2 separate regions of the Homo sapiens genome follow, and region 1 is linked to region 2. A link is a loop called in an ENCODE intact Hi-C map of the cell type or tissue named here. Cell type or tissue: GM12878. All regions are shown on one strand. Links, peaks and the distances in the headings refer to the core of each region. The heading gives the core; the rest is flanking DNA.

Region 1 (9,088 bases), core at 1,286-6,285, 51 kb before region 2:
ATGGAGTTAAATTCTAGCTTTGCTGAGAACAATTTGTGTGATTTTTAACTAAGTCCTAAACCTCTCTGGGGCTTTAACATGATGTGGTTTGTTTACCTTGCAGATATTATCTTAACCACTCTTACTACCTCTGTACTCTAGCCACACTGGCCTTCTTTCTTTTTCTCAAACATATGAAGCTTGCTCTATGTATATATGTGGCTTTTTACTACCTTCTTTTTCCACTCCCTCTGATACCCCTCTGGGATACAAATGGGCCCTTGCTAGTCATTCAGGTTTCAGTTAAAATATCATCTTCTCATTGAAGCTTCTTCTGACCATCTAATCTAAAATAACTTCCTGGATAGTCCATATCATATCATGGTGTTTGATTTTCATTGTGGCATTTATTCCTCTTAGATAGTTTCTTGTTTGTTATGGGCTTACTTTCTCCTCTATTATATAAGAGTACCAGGAGAGCTAGAACCTCATCTGTTTGGTTTCCCTTATTCTCAGGAACTGTAGAAAAATGCCTGACACATAGAGGATGCCTAATAAATATTTGTTGAATTAATAAAGTGGTAACAGTAATTCTACATTATGTTTGAGATAGTTTAGGAAAACCTCCTGGGGACAATTTCCTATCAGTTCCCTCATGCTCTTTCCCCAAGGAGTATCTTTTCTCTTAAATGCTAAAAGCCAAAGCCTTTGTTGTGCTTAGAAAATCCAAGCAGGTAGAAGATACTTCTGAATATGTAAAAAGTGTGCCAATTCAGTAGCCCCCTCCCCAGACTGGGGTTAGAGGGCTCCCTTTTGCTCTCACAGTGAGTCTCCTTGTGAAAAAGAATCAATAGTTTTATCATCTTGTCTTAGCACTTCTCCTTCTGAACAGAAATTTGTTGTTCAACCTTTGGGTTTATGCTGGAGAAACAGAATGCATTGATAAACCATCCTTTTGTGTGTATCATTGAGAGCCAAGATGGAAGCAGTGTTAGACAGCTAGTTAAGTTTTTTTCTGTAGTGTCTTTTCTGAGTTAAAAAGCAAATGCAATAAATGCCCACAGAATGTTCTTGACTTTTCTTTTTCTTTCTGGTGTATTTTTTTAAGCTTTAATTTATTGCTCTTGCACTGTGTGCCAAGAACGGAATTGCCTAGATCACATCTTACAATATCTCTATGAGATAGGAACTCTTTCTTTCTTACTTTTTAAAATAGAGATAGGGGTCTCGCTATATTGCCCAGGCTTGTCTCAAACTCCTGTGCTCAAGTGATCCCCCTGCCTTAACTTCCCAAAGTGTTGAGATTACAGGCGTGAGCCACTGTGCCTGACTGGCCGAGAGCTCTCTTATTCCCACTTTATACATGAGCATAGTGAGTTTTAGCAAGCTAAGAAACGTGGCCTGGTTGGTGGTTTGTGGAGCCAGGATTAAAATCCAGGTAATCTGACTTATATCTTCCACAGTTATAACTATACTACCTCTCATTATATCTTTTTCTCTTCTCATCTTTATCATTTAAATACTTTTATAAAAGGCATTTGAGATGGTTAAGCATAAATATGTTTCTCAAAGCAATAGATACCAGGAAAACAGTTCCTGGTGGCCTTGCTTAGAAGCCATGTTCTAATCAATCAAGATTCTTAAGGAAGAGTAGCATCATCAATTGTTCATGTATATTAGTAGATGAGTCTGGAAAGTGGAACCAAGGTTCTGGACTTCTTTGTTTCTTTAAGCCTTCTAATTATATTTTGATGATTATGGTCAAGTATATGGATTCTAGTTTGTCTTTAGTGAGAGATTCAAAAGGAGCATTGTGTTTAATTCTAGAAACTCGAGATACTAATATTATCACGATGAGTTCACTCCTATTATTTTCATGTTATGTTTTTTTGGATTAGTAAAATTAGCTTAGTTTTGGCCAGGCGCAGTGGCTCACACCTGTTATCCCAGCACTTTGGGAAGCCGAGGCAGGTGGATCACCTGAGGTCAGGAGTTCGAGACGAGCCTGGCCAACATAGCAAAACCTCGTCTCTACTAAAAATACAAAAATTAGCCAGGTGTGGTGGCACGCACCTGTAGTCCCAGCTACTCGGGAGGCTGAGGCAGGAGAATCACTTGAACCTGGGAGGCGGAAGTTGCAGTGAGCCGGGATCATGCCACTGCACTCCAGCCGGGGCAACAGAGCGAGACTCTGTCTCTAAATACATAAATAAAGCATATGATCTATATGGACAGTCATATCTTTTTCTTTTTAAAAGTCCATGCTGATGCTAGACGTAAGAGATGATTTGCACAGAGTAAGTGCTAAGGTTGATAACAAATTCCTTCTGTAGGGTGTTTATCCAAGAGGGGAAAATAGGAATTCTAGAGGGGAAGATATGAAACTTTTGGGTATAGATCCCTCAGCAGAGCAGAAACACAGAGGGCTTAGGCACCTCATAAGAAGAGCTAATAATACTGCCACTGATCATGGTGATAATAAGAAAGAGAGCAAACATTTATTTACTGTTTGCTAAATATAGTGCTGGCACTTTAAATGTATTATATGAATAGATTAAATGGGTTAATAAATGTAGAATACATAGAATAATGCCTGGTGCATGGTAAAAAGTTATATAAACAGCTGCTATTTTTATTGTACTTTTATATTTTTATATAATATATTTTTATTTTTTAATTTTTATTGTTATCCTTTTGGGTGGTGATTGTAATTATTCTTCACAGCAACCGTATAAGTTAAGTACTATTATTATCCATTTTACATATGGGTAAACTGGATGCCAGAGGTTAAGCCAGGAAATAGTAGAACAGGATTCAAACTCTCTAGTTTTATGTAGTTGAGTCTTTTTTTTCAGTCAGTCTCACTCTGTCACCCAGGATCGCCCAGGCTGGAGGGCAGTGGTGAGATCTTCACTCACTGCAGCCTCTGCCTCCTGGGTTCAAGCAGTTCTCCTGCCTCAGCCTCCCAAGTAGGTGGGGTTACAGGTGCCCACCACCACGCCTGGATAATTTTTGTATTTTTTTAGTAGAGACAAGATTTCGCCATGTTGGTCAGGCTGGTCTCAAACTCCTGACCTCAAGTGATCTCACAAAGTGCTGGTATTACAGGTGTGAGCCCGGCCTTGAGTCTTTGTTTGGTTAGGACTGCCTAGGGATATAGATAGCTATTCTACTTAGTGTTGCTGGAAAGTTGCCCTTAAGGAAGTGACATTTAGGCTGATACTGAAAGATAAAAAGCTAGGTATGCAAAAGTTGAGAAAGGGAAAGAGGAACTTTAGGCAAAGTACAGCAAGTGCAAAGGCCTGAGGGGAAATGGGTTTGACATGGTTCTGTAAACAAAAATGTCACCTTCTGAGTGAGTTCTTCCCTGAATACTGTATTTAAAACTGGCCAGGTGTGGTAGCTGATGACTAATTCCAACACTTTGGGAAGCCGAAGTAGGCAGATCGTTTGAGTCTGAAAGTTCAAGACCAGCCTGGGCCCCATTGTGAGACCTCATTCTTTACAAAAAATAAATTCGCTGGGCATGGTGGCATGTGCCTGTAGTCCCAGGTACTTGGGAGGCTGAGGTGGGAGGATCACTTGAGCCAGGGAGATTGATCCCTGTTTTATTTTCTCCATAACACTTATTATTGTCCCACATAGTATATAATTTATTTTGGTTGTCTCTCCCACAATGGGATATAAGCTTCCTGAGGACAGGGATGTTTGTCTGATTTGTTCATTGTTATTGCCAGGTCCTCCCTTAGCCCATGGGACTTTTTCCAGTAAATTAGAAAAGAATGCCAGGCACGGTGGCTCACACCTGTAACCCCAGCACTTTGGGAGGCCAAGGCAGGCAGTTCACCTGAGGTCGGGAGTTTGAGACCAGCCTGACCAACATGGAGAAACCACCATCTCCACTAAAAATACAAAATTAGCCGGGCATGGTGGCACATGCCTGCATACCTGTAATCCCAGCTACTCAGGAAGCTGAGGCAGGAGAATTGCTTGAAACCGGGAGGCGGAAGTTGTGGTGAGCCAAGATGGTGCCATTGCACTCCAGCCTGGACAACAAGAGCAAAACTCCGTCTTGAGAAAAAAAAGAAAAGAAAAGAAAGTCTCCTTTCCAAAAGGTTGTGGCTCCACGCGGGACACGTAGTTCGGCTAGAAAAGCATGGACCTAGATTTTGGCCTCCTCTTGCCTCCTCAGCCAATTATACAAGACATAATTGAGCAACCATTACATGGCAGTCCTAGGATGCATTCATAGTACCTAGAACAGTGCCAACGTGTAGCAGACATGAATAAATATTTGTAGAATGATGGAATAGTTTAGAGTGAAGAAGAGTGATTATGAGATGAGAAAGTAAGCAGAAACCAGGTCAAGTAAGACTTCTAAGGAGTTTGATCTTTTTTTTTTTTTTCCTAAATAGCAGTCAACTGACAAGTCCCATGGAATACTTTCCATTAAATCATAATCTGTATTTTCAAAAAGCAGTGCAAGTAATTCTGCAGTAGAGTTAGTGGCCCAACTTTCTTTTTTTTTTTTTTTTTTTTTTTTTTGAGACGGAGTCTTGCTCTGTCGCCCAGGCTGGAGTGCAGTGGCGCAATCTTGGCTCACTGCAAGCTCCGCCTGCCGGGTTCATACCATTCTCCTGCCTCAGCCTCCCGAGTAGCTGGGACTACAGACACCCGCCACCATGTCTGGCTAATTTAATTTTTTTTTTTTTGTATTTTTAGTAGAGATGGGGTTTCACCTTGTTGAGGATGGTCTTGATCTCCTGACCTCGTGATCCGCCCACCTCGGCCTCCCAAAATGCTGGGATTACAGGCGTCAGCCGCTGTGCCTGGCTAGCAGGCCAACTTTCAATACTTTTGGACCTTCAGGGATCCATCTCCTGCCTATTTCACCCTTGTCTATTTGGCATTTTACTTTGCCTGCATATGTGGGTTTACCATGTTCTTTCAAACTCTGTGCAAGGGAGTTTGGGATGAACTATATGTAAAATATTCATTTTTTTCCTTGCAACCCCAAATCCAAACACAGTTGGATGGAGTTTTTAATCAGGGTTATTGCAGAAAACCCAGGACCTCAGGTCCTTGTGATTGAGTGGTGAATGAAGGGGAAAATGAGGCCACTTGAACATTATTCTGTTTAGGAACTTGCTGTATGAATTAGTAGAGACCATCACATTTTTCATCAATTCCTGCTCTCACCACACCCCGCTCTTGCCCCTGCTAAAAAACTACCAGCCTTCTCTCATGTTATGATTTAGGGGCCCCTGTTCACTGAGGGGCTAACAGCTGGAATTGTGGCACTGCATTAGCCTTTTTTGAGCTTTTATTTCTCTTTCATGCTGGATTTTTTTTTTTTTTTTTTTTTTTTTGGCACCCACACCCCATTTGAGAATTTACTTTCTCTCTGAGAAGTTTTTGTCAGTAGTTTTTTGTTTTATTGCCTTTTCTGTGATAGGTTAAGGATACAGCTTGGTAAAGAAGGAACCTGCAGGGGTTTATTGATGGAGTTCCTGTCCCACCATGCCCTAGGCCTAGTACATACATGCTTCTGATGAATCACTGCTGTTAGTATTTAGTATCTCCTGATCCTCATAGTCCATATTATGCAAAGCATAGAATCTGCCCAAGGGACTTAATAGCTGAATCACTCACTTGATCTGTTGTCTTTCACTCTTTCTTCCCTTTGTTGGTGGCTACAGGCAAGTATATGAGAGATATAAAACTGTAAGCAAGACAAAATCTGGACTACATATCTTTATTGCTGCTTGGGAAGTGGCCTGGGAGTTCAAATTCAAGGATTTGAAGCTTTGTACAGCTGCCCCAGATAACCTGCTCTCATTGGGATGAGGATGAAGTATTTCCACATGATTGCTCAAGTCCCTTTTCTCTTTGCCCTGATGCCCCCTCCCTCCTCTCTATTTCATTAATTGCTTAGCAGTTGCTGATGGAATTAAAACGAAATGTGTCTGCAGCCTCTGTGGTTTGCTGTCAGAACTCTCTTTCTAAGGTCTTTATCTTACTGCTAGGGATGGGTGAACATCTGATTTTGAAGCAAGAGGAGGGAGGGACCTGTGGCTGTAGTTAAATGCATTTTTCTAAAAGCAGCAGCTTGCAGAGTTGGACTCCTCCTGAAGCACTATTCATTTTACCAAGCCATGCCCTAGTCCCTTATGCTGTTCATTAATGGGGCTTGTATGTGGCAGCACAGTATATAGAAATGAATCCTGCTGAATTGCTTTTGTTGGTGATGTGGAAAGTGCTTTTCATTTTTAACTAAGAACAAGAAGGAAACAGCCTCAAAGTGTGAAAGAGTCAAAACCAAATCCCGGGGTTTCTGTGGAAGACAAGAATCTGGATATGGCTGAGGCGGGTGGATTACCTGACATCTGGAGTTCAAGACCAGCCTAACCAACATGGAGAAACCCCGTCTCTACTAAAAATACAAAATTATCTGGGTGTGGTGGCACATGCCTGTATTCCCAGCTACTCAGGAGGCTGAGGCAGGAAAATCACTTGAACCTGGGAGGCGGAGGTTGCAGTGAGCCTAGATCGCACCATTGCACTCCAGCCTGGGCAACAAGAACTCCATTTCAAAAAAAAAAAAGGAAGAAGAGGGGAAAACCAGAGGTTATCTATAATCAGTAGGATTTTTTTGCACATACAGAATTTCTGGCAATAATAATCTTTTGGACACAGGATGGGAATAACAACCATGGAGGAACTTCTGTTTTCTTAGGGAGGTCAACGTATTTATTTTCTCTTAATACCGAATTCTCTTTTCTTATTCATGGTTTTGGTTTTGTGTACTATTAATTATATAAATTAATGGGATCCCAGGTAGTATTTGTATATTTACAAAAAGGTTATGAAATTTAAGCAAGGTAAACTTAAAGATAGCCACTTGAATTTTGCCAAAATTTGGAACTTAATCTACATTCTAACCAAGCAAGCTGGTTTTATCTGAGAAAATATAAATAATTACTTGATATACTTGGCCGGGCAAGGTGGCTCACGCCTGTAATCCCAGCACTTTGGGAGGCCGAGGCAGGTGGATCACGGGGTCAGGAAATCAAGACCATCCTGGCTAACGCAGTGAAACCCCGTCTCTTCTAAAAATACAAAAAATTAGTCAGGCGCGGTGGCGGGCACCTGTAGTCCCAGCTACTTGGGAGGCTGAGGCAGGAGAATGGCACGAACCTGGGAGGCGGAGCTTGCAGTGAGCCGAGATCGCGCCGCTGCACTCCAGCCTGGGCGACAGAGCGAGACTCAGTCTCAAATAATAATAATAATAATTACTTGATATACTTGAAAAATTAATAAAAATGGGGGCTAATCAGGATTAGGCACCTTGAGAAACCAAAACCCCTGGTTTGCCTTCTTTTAGGTCAAATTTATCTACTTAGTTTATATTATAACTTACAGGTATAAATGTGGTTGTTGTTATTAATAATAATCTTTTATTCAGTGTCTACTTGCTGCCAGTTTCATGAGGCTTTCTTTAAACATTAATACTGACTTTAGGCTAGCTTAAATATATTATAAATTCTGATACAGATTTCTCTAGTCATGTGCTTCTTAGTTATGATGTCAATTCAGAATTTTTTATCAGAATTTTGTTCTAGAAAAAAAAAAAGTCAACACACGTCACTGCTATAAATTATATCCCAGAATGGGGGCTAAAATAAACTTGCAATATCTTTAAAAAATCTAACTTCCATGCCCTATTCTAGAAAGCTACTGGATGTTTCTACGAAAAGGAAGATGTGATAGAGGAAAGATGAAATTCAATAAACAAGAAAGGTTAAAGGAATCCTCAAAATAGTGGATGGAGCCAGGCGTGGTGGCTCAAGCCTGTAATCCCAGCACTTTGGGAGACTGAAGCGAATGGATCACTCGAGGTCAGGAGTTCGAGACCAGCCTGGGAGGTGGAGGTTGCAGTGAGCTGAGATCATGCTACTGCACTCCAGCCTGGGAGACAGAGCGAGACTCCATCTCAAAAAAAAAAAAAAAAAAAAAAGAATGAACTGAAGGCCCATTTTAAGAATCATATATATACACATATAAATATATACATATATATGTATATATACATATATGTGTATATATACATATAAATATATACATATATGTATATATACACATAAATATATATATGTATGTATACACATAAATATATATATGTATGTATACACATAAATATATATATGTATATATACACATAAATATATACATATATGTATATATACACAAATATATACATATATGTATATATACACACAAATATATACATATATGTGTATATATACACACAAATATATACATATGTGTATATATACACACAATATATACATATATGTGTATATATACACACAAATACATATATATGTATATATATACACACAAATACATACATATATATGTATATATATACACACAAATATATACATATATGTATATATATACACACAAATATATACATATATGTATATATATACACACAAATATATACATATATATGTATATATATACACATATATGTATATATATACACATATAAATATATACACATATATGTATATATATACACATATAAATATATACACATATATGTATATATATACACATATAAATATATACATATATATGTATATATATACACATATAAATATATACATATATATGTATATATATACACATATAAATATATACATATATATGTATATATATACACATATAAATATATACATATATATGTGTATATATACACATATAAATATATACATATATATGTGTATATATACACATATAAATATATACATATATATGTGTATATATACACATATAAATATATACATATATATGTGTATATATATAAAGAAAACAAGGTCGGGTATGGGGACACATGCCTGTAATCCCCGCTACTTGGGAGGCTGAGGCAGGAGAATCGCTTGAACCCAGGAGTCAGAGGTTTCAGTGAGCAGAGATCGCACCACTGCACTCCAGCCTGGGCAACAAGAGCGAAACTCCGTCTCAAAAAAAGAAAGCAGGCTTAGTGCAGTGGCTTATGCCTGTAACCCAACACTTTAGGAGGTCAAGGTGGGAGGATTGC
Region 2 (9,088 bases), core at 1,519-6,518:
AGAGCTGGAGCTGTAATTAAATACTATTATGCTGCTCTGTGATCTCTCCTTAGATTTCTGTTGCAAAGTAAATGGAAAATGAATAGTTCAAACCCATAGGTGGATTTCGTCGCTTCTCCCCATCCCTGAACATCTCTTTTAATTAACTAAGTAATTAAATAAAGTCATCTTCATACAACAGAGATGCCAAACTCTGCCTAGTAACTCTAATCAGTAAGGGTAGTTTGATGCATACTTGTTAATGAGTTCCTCATGTGTATGAGTCTGTTCTGTTATTCTTAGTGATCAGTTCAGCTGAAGTTTCTTCTCTTCACTTATTGTATAGCAGGGTATAATTTGGCAGACTGCTTGAATGCAACAGTGATGTTTCCAACCTACATTTTAGGTGTTGTTTTCTGGATTTCTTGGTGCAAAACTGGGGACTTCATTTTATCTAGAATGTATTAGCATATGTTTCTCCTAGCCTGCCAGGAGCACTGAATAACCTAGCAGGAAATTAAACTACTTCCAGAAAAGAGCTGTCCTCAGTGGCTGAGAGAAAGTGTATAGGTGTCTCCCTGGGGTAAACTTCCTTCTGTGCCTAGGGTTGCTGCCTGAGCTGTGGAACAGGTTGGCAATAGGACATGTGCAAGCAAGGCAATCAGAAAGTTCACAGGGGTGACCTGGAAGGTTTAGGCCAATGTCTGTGTCCAGTAGGACCTTGCAGGAATTTCTCTTGTGAGTAGAAGAAAGTATAAAAAAGGGAACAAACCCTAAGCAAAAGAAGTACACATATAGGCTGTGAAACTGCTTCTGTCACAGTTCTTCCCCAAGAGAAAGAATAGATAAACAGAGGTGAGGCCAAGAGTAAAGATGATCTGTATATTCTGTCTCTAACTTTCCCTCTCTAGTGACTCTCAAGAGTTTGTTCCAGCACTGCAGAGGAGTGAGTAGGGAGGATCCAGTTTACTTTTTCTGTGTTGTTTTTTACCTTCACTTCTGTGCATGGAAATTTTAAAGATCTTTCCAGGATCTACCACATCCCAAGAAGGTTGGGAAATTAAATTATAAATGCCCAGTTTTCAAGAGAGCAAATATGCCTTTTGGCATTTATCATAAATGTAGATGATTCATTATACAGGCTTCTACTTCCATTTCATTTCATGAAAAAGGTGGAGTTGGGGAAGTACAAGGGGTGTGTGTGTGAGACAAGCAGACAAGGATGTTTTGGCAGCTCTTCAGGGACCAGAATTAATCAGAATCAGTGTATGAACATTCTGTGGACTCACAATGATGATCTACAAATAGTGATGACTTTCTAAGCCAAGAAGTCAGAGCCAACTGTGGAGAATGGATCCGGAACCCAGACCTCAGCCTATAGGCTAGTTTTCAAGGCCAGGAAGGTGTTTGTCTCTGTGTGTGTTGTGGGAGGGAAATGGATTATAGATAGAGTGATAGTCATGTAGTAAATTATTCCAGAATCAGAGTTTTGTTGCAGAGCTATTTAGAAGCTTGGCTTACGGATACATGTATGATCTTCTCTGAATGTCTCTATTAAAGGACTAGACTAAGAAGTCTATTAAAGGACCTAGACTAAGAAGTCCTCACAAAGGACTCTCTATTAAAGGACCTAGACTAAGAATTCCTCACAAAGGGAAGAGTCCCAAGGATTGGGAAAGTCCCAATCTTTGACTCTCATTTTCTAGGTCTGCTGATTAGTATCATACTTAATCTTCGGAGGAAATAAGCCAGTGTGTGCATTGAGTGTCTTTGCATATGCAAGACGTTATGCTCATTCAGGATTGGGGCATCAATCACTCGAGCATAATAGACTTTGTCAGCCTCATAAATTCTGGGATTTAAAGAGTTAAAGGATCACTGCCCACTTCATTTCATTCTTTTTTTTTTTTTTGAGATAGGATTTCACTCTGTCACCCAGACTGGAGTACAGTGGTGCAATCATAGCTCACTGTAGCCTCAACCTCCTGGGCTCAAGTGGTCCTCCCACCTCCGCTTCTGGAGTAGCTGAGAATACAGGCATATGCCACCACACACAGATACCTTTTTTATTTTTGTTTTTTATAGAGGTGGGGTCTTGCTATGTTACCCAGGCTAGTCTTGAACTCTTGGCTACACGTGATCTTCCTCCATAGGCCTCCCAAAACATTAGGACTACAGGCATGAGCCATTGCACCTGACCCATCACAACTTTTATGTTGTCTCTAGATGGGTTGCATTCTTCTTGGAACCTAACTAATTACATTCTTGTGAGAGGTTCTAGTTTCTGGTTTTGGAAGCAAATTGCTTCTTTCTTTTTTTTTTTTTTTTGAGACGATCTCAGCTCACTGCAACCTCTGCCTCCCAGGTTCAAGCGATTCTGCTGCCTCAGCCTCCTGGATAGCTGGGATTACAGGCGCCCACCACTACGCCCGGCTAATTTTTGTATTTTTAGTAGAGATGGGGTTTCACCATGTTAGTCAGGCTGGTCTCGAACTCCTGACCTCAGGTGATCTGCCCACCTCGGCCTCCCAAAGTGCTGGGATTACAAGTGTGAGCCACCGTGCCTAGCCATGTTTGACTATTTCTATCTATGTGTACATAATCAACAACATCTTCAGACTGCTGTTGATTGGCTTCTGGGTGGCAACAGCACCTCCTGTTTCTTATAGATAAATTTGATGTTAGAATTATATTCCAAGATGCCATTCTCATTAAACAACCACTGTTACATGTTACAGTTTCTAAGGGTTAGAAATTCCCACCAGGTTAATCCCAGCCCTGCTATAACTTTATTCCTTCTAGCCAAAGATGTATTAAAGCACCTAGGATCATTAGGAATCATGGCATTCCTAGGATTTGGCTATTTCTTCCTCTCTTTATCCCCACCCAAATTCATGGATTTTATGCCAGACTAATGTACTGTTTGCTGAATGATAGATTGGTAGGAAGCATAGTGGTGGTAGCAAAACATACCTCAGATGCTGGGCCTTGTCTTTCTCATCAGTCTGTGTGCTCTGTTACTATTGAAATCTGGCCCTGATTCTCTTTCATTAGAGACTTTTTAATGAGATGAGGAAAAAATAGAACTTTTTAAAAAACATTTTAGCCAAGTGCAGTTTATGAGGAAGATCATTAAGAAGATCATTATACGCTCATTAATAAGAGTTTCTCTTAGCACAGGATGTTCTCATCTAAACCACTAGATTTGTAGTGGTATCATAAGCCAGAACTTGAAAGGAAGAACCAAAGTCTTATTTATAGCCGTCTGCACTCTGGCAGGAATAGATATAGGACTAGATTAAATACAGAAAAGGTATTTCCTCTAAATGTTCTCCCTGCAACTCAGCTACTACTTTTTCTTCCCTCCACAGATGGAGTCCCCTGTTTCCACACCAGCAGTGCTGCCAATACACCTTTTGGTGCCAGTGGTCAACAATGACATCTCATCTCCCTGTGAGCAGATCATGGTTCGTACCCGATCAGTTGGGGTCAACACATGTGATGTGGCTCTGGCCACAGAGCCTGAGTGCTTGGGCCCCTGTGAACCTGGAACTAGCGTCAACCTTGAAGGCATCGTGTGGCAGGAAACAGAAGATGGTAAGTGTGATATGTGGCTTTCCCCTCCCTTCTCAACCTGCTTCTGCAGGGGAGCCACCAGGGACTTATTGTTGTAAATATTACCAAGTGGTTATTAGAGTCTCAAGTGTCCACAGTCTGCGGGAGATACCCACACAGAGGATTTTAGCAGACTTAGCAAAATTTCCCAGCTTCTAGAGATTCTTCCCTTCATAGTATTCAACAGTGTTGATCCTGGTACTTATGATATGCAGTCATGTGATAGGTATTGGCCAGGTAATTCAAACTGTATCTGTACTCTCCATATTTTATATGGGAGAGTTAGATTATAAATTAAATTTGAGGTCAGGCCTGAAGAGAAAAATTAATAAAAGGGCAGCTGAGGGAGTCAAGAGGATGGAGAATAGTCACTCTTAAATTCACTTAATGTTGGCTCATTGCATATGCAGCTCTTGCCTTTTTTAACACCTATAGGTACAGCCAGTTCACTCTTCCCACTGATTGCCTCATTGCCCAGCCACCCACACCGCTTCATGTATCTGTCACTTGGTACAGATTTTATAGGAAATGTTTAGATGGTCTTGTTTTCAGGCATCCACTAAGCAGTTGGCTCACTGTAGGTTGCTGTTGCCCAAGGCATCCAGACTTCTTGCATGTTCCACTTGCCCCTGAGAACGGAATCTATTCTGTTTTGAAAATTTATGAACCTGAAAAAATGGAAGGAAGTGTAAAGAGACTTAATGGGGTATTTCAGATCTTTTGGTAACATCTGGTGGCAATTTGATTTTTGCATATTCTTTTTCTGAAGAATCCAAATCCTTGTCAGAGTATATGTGGTTAGAGAGTCTGGGCCTCAGTCCCATCATGTCTCTGCATCAGTAAACAGACTTTCAAACTGTCCTCACTCTGAGGAGTTTAGAGGCCCAGAGGAGCACAGCTAATCATCTCTGATTATCACAGAGCTATTTTGTCAGTCTGCCCCTAGAAATTCAGGCATTTCATTCTGGTCATTCTAATAAAATCTGTTCCCCTGAATATTTTGTTGTCATTCAGTATTTATTTAAAGTTTACCGTGCAATAGGTGCTGATGTGTTACAGGTTAAGAACTCTGTATTCTTGTCTGTGTCATCATTAGGAATGTAATACATCTTCAGCTTTCAGAATAACGTCGCTAATGAGGTTTTATTGTGTGCCTGAGTGGTAGAAGCTGATGCAGAGAAGGTAGAGAGAGAGTTTAACTCTAGAGGTTGACTCTGGATATGTGTATACAATATACAATCTGAAAATCACAAAGTGGCTATCTGATTTTTAAAATGTCATCTGCTTATGGACAAATGTCTGAACAGTCACAGAGTCTGTTGGAATGACAGACATATCCGGACCATATCTCTGTGCCACCAAGCAACCTTCAAGGCCTCTTACCTCAGTATATTGAAGATAGAATAAATCGATTTCCTGCCTGTTTGTTCTGCTTGCCTTTATGATGGTGACTCTTTTCCAAGAACAAGATGCTTTTTTTATGTGAACCTAACAAAAACTTTGAGAGAGTGAGGCTAATGCTTTCACTCTCCTGAGGACAATGAATACCTTTTTATCTGAGGATCCCTTCCTGCCAGGGCAAAATTAACACATAATTTTTTTTTATTTTTTGTAAATCGTTTGCACTGGAAGACTCTCTGTCAGGTTGTCACAGGCAGCCTATTATTACCAAGTTCCCCTGTTACGTACACTTTTTTTTTTTTTTTTGAGATGGAGTCTCACCCTGTCACCCAGGCTGGAGTACAGTGGTGCGATCTTGGCTCACTGCAACCTCTGCCTCCCAGGTTCAAGCGATTCTTCTCTCTCAGCCTCCTGAGTAGTGGGGACTACAGGCACATACCACCACGCCTGGTCCATTTTTGTATTTTTAGTAGAGATGGGGTTTCACCGTGCTGGCCACGCTGGTCTTGAACTCCTGACCTTGTGATCCACCTGCCTCAACCTCCCAAAGTGCTGGGATTACAGGTGTGAGCTACCACACCCAGCCCAGTTTGTACTCTTAAGGTACTCTATACTTTATTTCATAGCACACATCACAGTTTGCAACTTTGTTTATCATTTTTATGATTTTTCTATTAATGTGTATCTTTTCTACTGTGTTAGAAGTTCTGAGATCAGGCAGTCTGTTTTGCTCATCATTGTATCCAAGGTACTTAACATAGGTGGCATCTGACACCTATAGTAGTAGACTGTCAAAAATACTTGTTTGAGGCCAGGCGTGGTTTATCACCTGAGGTCAGGAGTTCAAGACCAGCCTGGCCCACATAGTGAAACCCTATCTCTACTAAAAATACAAAAAAAAAGCTGGGTATGGTGGCGTGTACCTGTAATCCCAGCTACTTGGGAGGCTGAGGCAGGATAATCACTTGAACCCCGGAGGTGGAGGTTGCAGTGAGCCGAGATCGCACCATTGCACTCTGGCCCAGGCAACAGAGCAAGGCTGTCTCAAAAAAAAGAAAAATATATTTGTTTGAATGAAGGAATGCTTGCATCTATGTCATTGTCATTTCTGGATCTATCTTAATATATATCTAGAGGAGCCGGGTGCGGTGGCTCAAGCCTGTAATCCCAGCACTTTAGGAGGCCGAGGCGGGCGGATCACGAGGTCAGGAGATGGAGACCATCCTGGCTAACATGGTGAAACCCTGTCTCTACTAAAAATACAAAAATTAGCCGGGTGTAGTGGTGGGCGCCTGTAGTCCCAGCTACTCGGGAGGCTGAGGCAGGAGAATGGCGTGAACCCAGGAGGCGGGCCTTGAAGTGAGCCAAGATTGCACCACTGCACTCCAGCCTGGGTGACAGAGCCAGACTCCATCTCAAAAAAAAAAAAAAAAAAAAAAAAAAATATATATATATATATATATATAGAGAGAGAGAGAGAGAGAGAGAGAGAGAGAGAGGATATTAAAATATTGCTTGAACTTAGGAATGGTGTCGAAGTACTTTCCAAAATTCTAAATCTTCTCTGCAACTCAGAATAAATACTGCTTTCACCAGGTTTGAGATCAGTCTCGTTGTCTAAATCTGTAAGATTTTTAATCCTACTTTTAATACCAGGTTTTCTCCCACTTACTGTATTTCAAGGCTTAGGTCTCTTTCTTTATTTTATTCTCTTTTTCTGAAAGAGAACTGTTCAGCAATAATATACTCATCTTTTCTTTGCTTTCTGGTCACCCCAGAGGGCCTTCACCTGAACTGTCAGTTGGCGAAGGTCTGAATTGGGATCAGAGTTGGTTCACATTCCTTTTCATCTTCAGGTAACAGAGATTTCCTGCAAAGATCATTCTCTGAAGATCTGTAAGATCCAGGATACCGAGTCAGTCCTCAAGTTAATCATAAGAACTACATACAGATACTTTTTAAAAAATTCTTCCAGACTTCTAGGTTTTTTTTTCTGCCTCTCGACATTTTGTACTTCTGTCTGTCTCTTTGTCCAGCAAACTACACTGTCTTCAAACAGAAAAGTCCTTACAGCTCAGAGAGAAGCTGTGAATGCTTGGCCTCTGAGGGGAATGGAGGACACTGAGGTCCCTGTAGAACTGAGCCACCTTGCTGAGAACAGGTATAGGAGTCATGGCCTCAATTATTCCTAGTTTCTTTGCCTACTTGTCCTACAGTGTTACTTCTTTCTTTCCTCTTCTCTCCCTATCACTCCCTTTAAACCTTGGATGCATTTTTAAATTCCTGCAGATTCCATTTCTTTTTAGGCTGTTGATAATTCAGTAAGCACTGCAAAGATCCTACTTGACTAGATTCAACCGTGGGACTGTTAAGAAGACCCAAGTGTAACCTAGAATTTTTTTGTCTGTTTGTTTTTGAGACATTCTCAGCACTATGTAAGGGCTAGTTCCACTGGATTTTGCTTTATCTCACCTCACTTCAAATCAAAATACTGAGTATGTCCGAGGCGGGAGGTACACTTGAGGTCAGGAGTTTGAGACCAGCCTGGCCAACATGGCAAAACCCCGTCTCTACTAAAAATGCAAAAATTAGCCTGTAATCCCAGCTACTTGGGAGGCTGAGGCAGGGGAATCACTTGAACCCAGGAAGTGGAGGTTGCAGTGAGCCGAGAGTGTGCCACTACACTCCAGCCTGGGCGACAGAGAGTGAGACTCCGTCTCAAAAAAAAAACAAAAAAAAACAAAACAAAACTACCAAGTCTATTCTGGGTTCACAAGGCTTAACTCTAATCTAGGATCCTGAAAAAATGTATAAGAAGCCTTAAAGCAGACTATGTACTTTTAGGGACACAAAATTGCATACTGGCTTGTGTGGTATTTTAAAGAAAGGCAAGGCTGACTTTAGGTAAGAGTTCTAGGAGATGCTATAGGTTCTCCTTTTTGGACAGTAGCACTAACCCAAAGGCCAATACCAGTGATGTAGTTTACTTTGGCAAATGTGCTTTATGGAAGAATTTATGGTATAGTGGAAGGAGCACTGGAGTAAAACTCTGGAGACTTCTATATCTCTGCCACTATCATTATGACCTTGGAAAAATCCCTTAATTTTCTGGGCCTTAGTTACCTCATCTCTTAAGTTGAACTAGGTGACCAATTAGGACCTGACAGTTCTTTTTAGTTCTTTTTTTCTTTCTTTTTTTTTTTTTTTTTTTTTTGAGACAGGGTCAAGCTGTGTCACCCAGCCTGGAGTATAGCAACAACATCATCTCTCACTGCAGCCTCAAACTCTTGAGCTAAAGTGATCCTCCTGCCTTGGCCTCCTGAGTAGCTGAGACTACAGGCATGTGCCGCCGTACTCAGCTAATTTTTTATAGAGACAGAGTCTTGCTATGTTGTGCAGACTGGTCTCAAACTCCAGGCCTCAAGTGACCATCCCACCTCAGCCTCCCAAAGTGCTGGGATTACAGGCATGAACCACCATGCCCAGCCTATCAGCTCTTAAGTTATAAAAATCTATGCAGGCCAGGTGTGGTGGCTCATGCCTGTAATCCCAGCACTTTGGGAGGCTGATGCAGATGGATCACTTGAGCCCAGGAGTTTGAGACTAGCCTGGGCAACATAGCAAGACCCTATCTCTACAAAAAAAATTTTTTTTAAATCTATGCCTTAAACCATGGAATCAGGGCCAGGCACAGTGGCTTGTGCCTGTAGTCCCAGCTACTCAGGAGGCTAAGGCAGGAGGATCACTTGAACCCAGGAGTTCGAGGCAACAGTGAGCTATGATTGTGCCACTGCATTCCAGGCTGGGTGACGGAGTGAGACCCCATCTCAAAAAAAGAAAAGAAACATGTAATCAGCATGGATCCAACACTGGTTGACTATGGCAACTTAAAAACGAACAAGTGGACGGGCACGGTGGCTCACACCTGTAATCCCAACACTTTGGGAAGCTGAAGCAGGTGGATCACTTGAGGCCAGGAGTTTGAGACCAGCCTGGCCAATATGGTGAAACCCCGTCTCTACTACAAAAATTAGCCAGGTGTGGTGATACATGCCTGTAATCCCATCTGAGGCAGGAGAATCCCATGAACCCA

The links. Hi-C counts contacts between places; a loop is a spot of excess contacts. Peaks named below come from ENCODE experiments on the same cell type or tissue, not always from the same donor. Only the 100,000 strongest peaks of a DNase experiment are listed, where the experiment ranks them.
Region 1: it touches region 2 in a loop (2.1-fold over the local background); 6 of 110 quality-filtered maps call a loop at or near these places.

The regions. Positions count from the first base shown.
Region 1 is chr15:64,568,849-64,577,936 of GRCh38, forward strand. All of the region lies in intron 2 of ZNF609 (zinc finger protein 609), which reads left to right. The region is part of intron 4 of LOC101930091 (a long non-coding RNA gene); the gene reads right to left. Among named protein-coding and RNA genes, the nearest start is that of ZNF609, 110 kb to the left of the region's middle. RefSeq lists enhancers at 3,318-3,387, 3,418-3,517. In GM12878, for the core only: no CTCF peak of the experiment used is centred there; a DNase peak (open chromatin) is centred at 3,253; H3K27ac peaks cover 2,892 bases.
Region 2 is chr15:64,619,477-64,628,564 of GRCh38, forward strand. ZNF609 (zinc finger protein 609) reads left to right here. Exons shown (of 10, transcript NM_015042.2): 3 at 3,351-3,576. LOC101930091 (a long non-coding RNA gene) reads right to left here. Exons shown (of 5, transcript XR_007064678.1): 3 at 6,785-6,889. Among named protein-coding and RNA genes, the nearest start is that of OAZ2, 79 kb to the right of the region's middle. RefSeq lists an enhancer at 3,173-3,252. In GM12878, for the core only: no CTCF peak of the experiment used is centred there; DNase peaks (open chromatin) are centred at 3,565 and 4,275; H3K4me3 peaks cover 237 bases; H3K27ac peaks cover 3,280 bases.